Regions from separate parts of the Homo sapiens genome. Here region 2 is linked to region 1. A link is a contact called in ENCODE Hi-C data. All regions are on one chromosome and are shown on one strand. The core of a region is the stretch at or near the end of the contact, and the rest is flanking DNA. Distances in the headings are between cores, read along the strand shown. Region 1 holds the start of TTC13 (tetratricopeptide repeat domain 13). Region 2 holds the start of GGPS1 (geranylgeranyl diphosphate synthase 1).

Region 1 (2,755 bases), core at 203-2,702:
CCAGAAATCATGAAAGGCCTATATGAGGTTAATCGTCACAAATTTGTTTTTCCCCAGCAACGTACTGCTGCATGGGTACAGGGACAAGACCAGGCAATATGTTGGATTTAACAAGGGTTGACATTTTGACAAAAGAGGGAAAGTACTTGAGAGAGGAACAGGAAATTGAGGTTGTATGCATCAGAACGTTATGTGGTTGGCAGATTATACAGGTATACACTCAGTTTGTCAATTCTCTTGTATATTACTACAGACCATAATTTACTAAAGAGATTAGAAAATCACAAGATCTGAAATGGGACAAAAATGTACTGTCTATTCTGTGACAGGTTCTTTGCTAATTAATACCCCCAAAGAACCTCCAACTTTGTAGACTCTTTAAACATAAGATTATTCTCTCTGCCGTAAAATAAAGAAGGGAAAGAGTAGCAGGAGACTCCATAGGGCCTTATAAGCCAGTTCAGGGATTCGGGCCTTAACTCTGAGATGGAAAATCATCAGAAAGTTCAAGGTATTCTACGAACACCTTGAAATGAGAATTTTTACTTCCTCACTTTTGGGTTTTGTACCACCAACGTCTAGCATAGTGCTTTGTACACCGTAGACATCCAATAACGACAATTGATGAAACCTTTAAAAAGCATCGTAGGTGAATTCAACATGGGTTGTGGAGGGTAAGGATGGTACCATCTCTCTGTCAAAGGGAGAAGAGCTAGAAGGAAGTAGCTTTGGCATGAACCAAAATGTCAACCTAATTGATCTTTAAATTTCTCTGCAAAATGCCCACATCTACCTCTGTCTGTCGGTCCGGTCCGTTCGCCGGCTTAGGTCATATCACCCAAATATGCCCCAGTATGAGAAAAGCGCTGTCGGGTAGCTGAGTTCTCTATCAGTACAGATATTCATGCAAAGATCCCGGGCGGGAATGTCAACTACCGAACTAAAGACTGTATCAGAGGACCCTGCTCCTCGCGGTCCCCAAATCCCGCCGCGCCATTTTCTTCTCAAGGGCACCCCACACCTGACAACTCACACAGATGGTTATCTTCAGCACACCGTGGTTATAGTCTCGGTACAACTCTTTGGCCTCCTGGTTGCATTCGATGCACCTGTACTGGCAGGAGGCCGAGGCAGCAGTAGGAGTCGCTGCCACCCCATCCACGTTCCCCTTCCCCTGCTGCAGGCCGCTCCGCCCGCCGTTGCCCATTTCCACTCAACTGCAGTCCAGAACTTCCGATTCTGTGGAGGGTAAGACGTCAGACGCCAGACCGGAAGACTTGCGCCGCGCGGGCTTATTGGGATTCGTAGTCCCGGCACCGGCAAGGCGGCCCCGGGCTGGCCGAGCTGGGACTACCATTCCCAGCACACAATGCTTCTCCCCTTGTCCCGCCCCCTTGCCACGGTCCACCTGCCCGCCGTAGGTTAGAGGCGGGGAGGCCTGAGAGCCGGGCAAGGGCTGTCGCGCATGCGCCTTGAGGGAAGATGGCACCTGCCGGCTGCTGCTGCTGCTGCTGCTTCTGGGGCGGCGCTGTGGCCGCCGCGGGCGCCGCCCGGCGTGTCCTGCTGCTGCTGCTGCTGGGGGTCCTGTCCGCCGGGCTGCGGCCAGGCGCCCTGGCCACCGAGCACTACTCGCCGCTCTCCCTGCTCAAGCAGGAGCTGCAGCACCGGCAGCAGCAGGAGGCCCCGGCGGGCGGCGGCGGCTGCAGCCCGCAGTCCGGGGACTGGGGGGACCAGTACTCTGCCGAGTGCGGCGGTGAGTGGGCGGCGGCGGGCGTCCGAGTCGGCCGGGGCGGCGGGGCAGCGGGGCTGGGGTCCCGGGCCGGGGTACGGGTCGCCCGGGCCTCACGCCTCCGGCTGCGGCGCGCGATCCGCGGGAGCCGGCTCGGCCAGGGGTCCTGGCGGGCAGCTTCCCGCCGCTGCCACCCACGCCGCCGCGCGCCCTCCTGCAGCCGCCTTTGGGCAGGGCGGCGAGTCGAGAAATGAGCTGACAGCATGCTCCTGGGGCCAGGGCGGCCTCTCTCCTGAGTCTGAAGCAACTGTTGGAAGGGTGGCGGAGGAGATGGCAGGTGGCCCGGGGCAGCCCTGTTCCCGCCGCCGGCCTCCCGAGGATGCCGAAGGGGCGAGGGAGGGGCGGGCGGACGAGCAACCAGCCCGGCGGCTTGCGGAGCCCGCCCCCGGAGGGAGACGCCTGGCACATCTTAGGCCTGGAAATCAGGCTTCCTGACCTCCCGGGTTAATGTCTCGTATACAACAGTTCCTAAAAATTGGATCCCTGGAATGGAAAAAAAGAGCAAGCCCATCTTATCTGCTCGTTGACATCTTGCTTCCAGTTGTTTAAGATCAACCTGCGATCTGTCAGGTGTCTCCCAGAGGGAAAAAAGGCCCCTGCAGGCCTTGAGCCTGTGTGTCAGTGCCGTGTGTGTATTGGAGCTACGCCAGCTCATTCATTAAGAATGGGCGCTATTGGCTTCAGTTTAATAAATCATAGCAGATGCCTCTGGGACAAAATACGTGTGTACATTTTTTTGTTTTGAAGTTCTGTCGTGGGTCTTTTTACCCATCAATCTCCTCCCTTTCTCTTTCCCCCTTCTCTATGTGAGTTCCCTTATGGCTTGCTTTGGGAAGGACCGGGGTCTACCGAACCCACTGGGAGATGGTTGCTTTTAAGACTTGGCAGTGGTTTTCTTCGGCATTGTGTACCTGGGAAAACAATACCTTTTTTTTTTAGTTGAGATGAGACGTCAAGATTAGCACA
Region 2 (2,700 bases), core at 120-2,619, 4.3 Mb before region 1:
AGAAATTTGTTCAAAGAGTGAATCCATAATCATTAATACAAACGCTCCATTCTTTTCACCATGTGAACTACTACGGCAATAGCCTCCTCGTCGGGTTCCCTGCATTTGCCTCTTTAACTCTTCTTTTTTTCGCTTCCTCTACTCTTCAGCCAGGGATGACATTCCAATCGGAGCCATCTCTCCCTTTTGATTGAGATTCCTTGGAAGATATCCCATTGCTATTAGGAGAAAACCAAAACTCCTTTACAAAGCCTAAAAGGTTCGACACTCCCCCTCATCCCATCTCTCCAGGCTCAGTTCTTCATATTGGAAAAGCTCCCTTCCGCCACAGGGCTTTCTGACAAGTTAGTCTTTTTGTCTGGAATGTCTTTTCCTTTTCTCTTTCCTTAGTTAACTCCTGCTAGCCCTTCAGCTCTCAGCTCGATCCTCACTTGCTCAGAAACCCTTCCTTTCCCTCCCTAAAGAAGCCAAATTCCCTCATTCTCCTATCACCGTGGAACTCTCCTCTGGGGCACTGCCACTGCGGTAATTTCACATCGTTTTGTTCAGCATCTGTCCGTCTCACCAGGCGCAGGTCTACGAAGGCAGAGGCCACCCCAGTGGTCGGCGCTCAACACCCATGAAGAAATGAAAGCGCCTTCTAACGCGTTAGACGATGAAACCAGGGCACACAACCTTGCGTCTAAGAAGTGAACATCCCATGCAAAAGACTTTTCAAAGGGAAGGGCCTGGTTTGAGAATGGCCAGAGACATACAAATGTGAAGCGCATACTGAATCCTTCCATTCATACTCCGGGAGAAAGACGATGGATCTGAAAGAAGCCGCCTGATATAAACAGGGAATTTCAATCACTTCGAGGCCGATTTTCCACAGCGGCTGGGCAGAGAACTGCAAACGTATACAGTGCTAGCACAGAGTCCGGAGGGGAAGAAACGGTGAGGTTTCTGCTTCCTCCTCGCTCAGATGCTCCCTTCCGCCCCACTTGGCCAACCCTTCCTCTCCCTCCTCGCTTAAAGCTAGGGGATGGAAAATTCATACACAATCCGGTTCAGCATCCGGGTCCTCACTCTCCTTTCTTTCTTTCCTCTGCCCCGCCTCCCAGCCTCCCCCGCCCTTCTTCCCATCCGGGTTCCCCCCAGCCGCCGCCACTGCCGCTCACAGTTCAACGATGATATCACGACTTTCACGCCGCCGGTCCGGGAGTAACTGTACCCCGCATCAACTTCCTATTTTATAATGTGGACTTAGGCTCTTCCCGATGCCTACATGAATCCTTCCCACTATTTCACCACAGAACTCTCCGCCCTCCTCAGCCGCCAGCGACACCGCATTAGTTGGTGCAAGAAAATGCGCCATCCCGGTCACACTGCGCAGGCGTCGTTGCCGCCTCCCTACTGCTTTGTTGCCCCGCCCCTTTCACCTCCCCCCCGCCCCCGCACCGGTCCACGCAGGCGCAGGGCATTGCGGGCCTTGCAGTTCTCGCGGACGAGGATTTGCGCGTTGGCCCCAGAGTATGGACTTTATTTCCCAGAAAGCCTTGAGGCGTAACTTTCTGTTTCCATAGAACTGGTGGGAAAATGGCGTCGTTGTTTGTATCCAGGGACCAATAGGAACAGTGTATAGGCGGGTTCTAAAGAACTTTAACCAATCCAAGGTCGTCTAAGAGGCCATCCGGGAAAGAGGTAGGGGAGGGGGGGAAAAAAAATCTAGGGGAGGGGAGAAAGGGGGGGAACCTAGAGTCGGTGGGGGGGAAGCGATGTTTGCCCGTCAGTCGAGTCCGGAGTGAGGAGCTCGGTCGCCGAAGCGGAGGGAGACTCTTGAGCTTCATCTTGCCGCCGCCACGGCCACCGCCTGGACCTTTGCCCGGAGGGAGCTGCAGAGGGTCCATCGCCGCCGTCCTCTGGAGGGCAGCGCGATTGGGGGCCCGGACCTCCAGTCCGGGGGGGATTTTTCGTCGTCCCCCTCCCCCCAACCAGGGAGCCCGAGCGGCCGCCAAACAAAGGTACCAGTCGCCGCCGCGGGAGGAGGAGGAGCCGGAGCCTCTGCCTCAGCAGCCGCTGGACCCGCCGCCCTTCTTCCCCATCTCTCCCCCGGGCCTGCTGGTTTTGGGGGGGAGAAGGAGAGAGGGGACTCTGGACGTGCCAGGGTCAGATCTCGCCTCCGAGGAAGGTAGGGATATTTTCTGGGGCTTTCGTGGTCTCCTAAGGGGGTTCTTTTGGGAGTCGCTGGGCCCGGCCAAGGAGCAGAGGAAGATCGCGGTGGTGGTCCCTGCGGCGCCCGAATTCGGGGCCTCGGCCTCCCGGGAACCCCCACCCCCCGCAGCCGCTGTGTCCGAGCCGCCCCCTGGCTGGGCGGCCGCACACTCAGCGGTTTAGCGGCCGCGGTCGGGGGCCCGGGCAGGGTGGGGGCCGTTCCGCCTCCGGGGCCCTCGGCCCTCACGTTGTCCCCGCGGCGGGGCCAGATGTTGATCTCGCTCCCACTTGTCGGGTCTGAGCCCGGAACGGGACGTGGGCAGGGGCTCTGTGGCGGGCCGGTCCTGCCCGCGGCCCACAGGCCCTCCTGGCCCCTCGGTGGCCCCCGGCCGGCCTCTCGCTCGGACGCGGCGCGTGGGGGCGCGGATTCGCTCGGCCGGGCGCCGAGGCCCTAGGGGAGAGCGGCCGGCCCTGCGCCGGACGCCGGGCTTGTTGTGAGTTTCTTCT

What was found. A loop is a pair of places that touch in the nucleus more often than their neighbours do. Pooled maps may share reads with other maps.
Region 2: a map of CD14-positive monocyte shows a loop between it and region 1 (16-fold over the local background). The contact joins the promoter of GGPS1 here to the promoter of TTC13 in region 1. A Hi-C loop is called at or near these places in 2 of 168 maps with a recorded cell type or tissue (CD14-positive monocyte and naive thymus-derived CD4-positive, alpha-beta T cell) and 9 of 50 pooled maps.

What each region holds. Positions count from the first base shown.
Region 1 is chr1:230,977,558-230,980,312 of GRCh38, reverse strand. It overlaps TTC13 (tetratricopeptide repeat domain 13), which reads left to right and starts at 1,452. Exons shown (of 23, transcript NM_024525.5): 1 at 1,452-1,753. The coding sequence starts at 1,483. ARV1 (ARV1 fatty acid homeostasis modulator) reads right to left here and starts at 1,219. Exons shown (of 6, transcript NM_022786.3): 1 at 1,034-1,219. The coding sequence starts at 1,207. RefSeq lists an enhancer at 988-1,287 and silencers at 1,568-1,827, 1,848-2,137.
Region 2 is chr1:235,327,239-235,329,938 of GRCh38, reverse strand. GGPS1 (geranylgeranyl diphosphate synthase 1) reads right to left here and starts at 1,369. Exons shown (of 4, transcript NM_004837.4): 1 at 1,161-1,369. ARID4B (AT-rich interaction domain 4B) reads left to right here and starts at 1,760. Exons shown (of 24, transcript NM_016374.6): 1 at 1,760-2,170. RefSeq lists enhancers at 570-719, 1,220-1,309, 1,550-1,609, 2,346-2,700 and silencers at 2,090-2,139, 2,310-2,539, 2,550-2,639.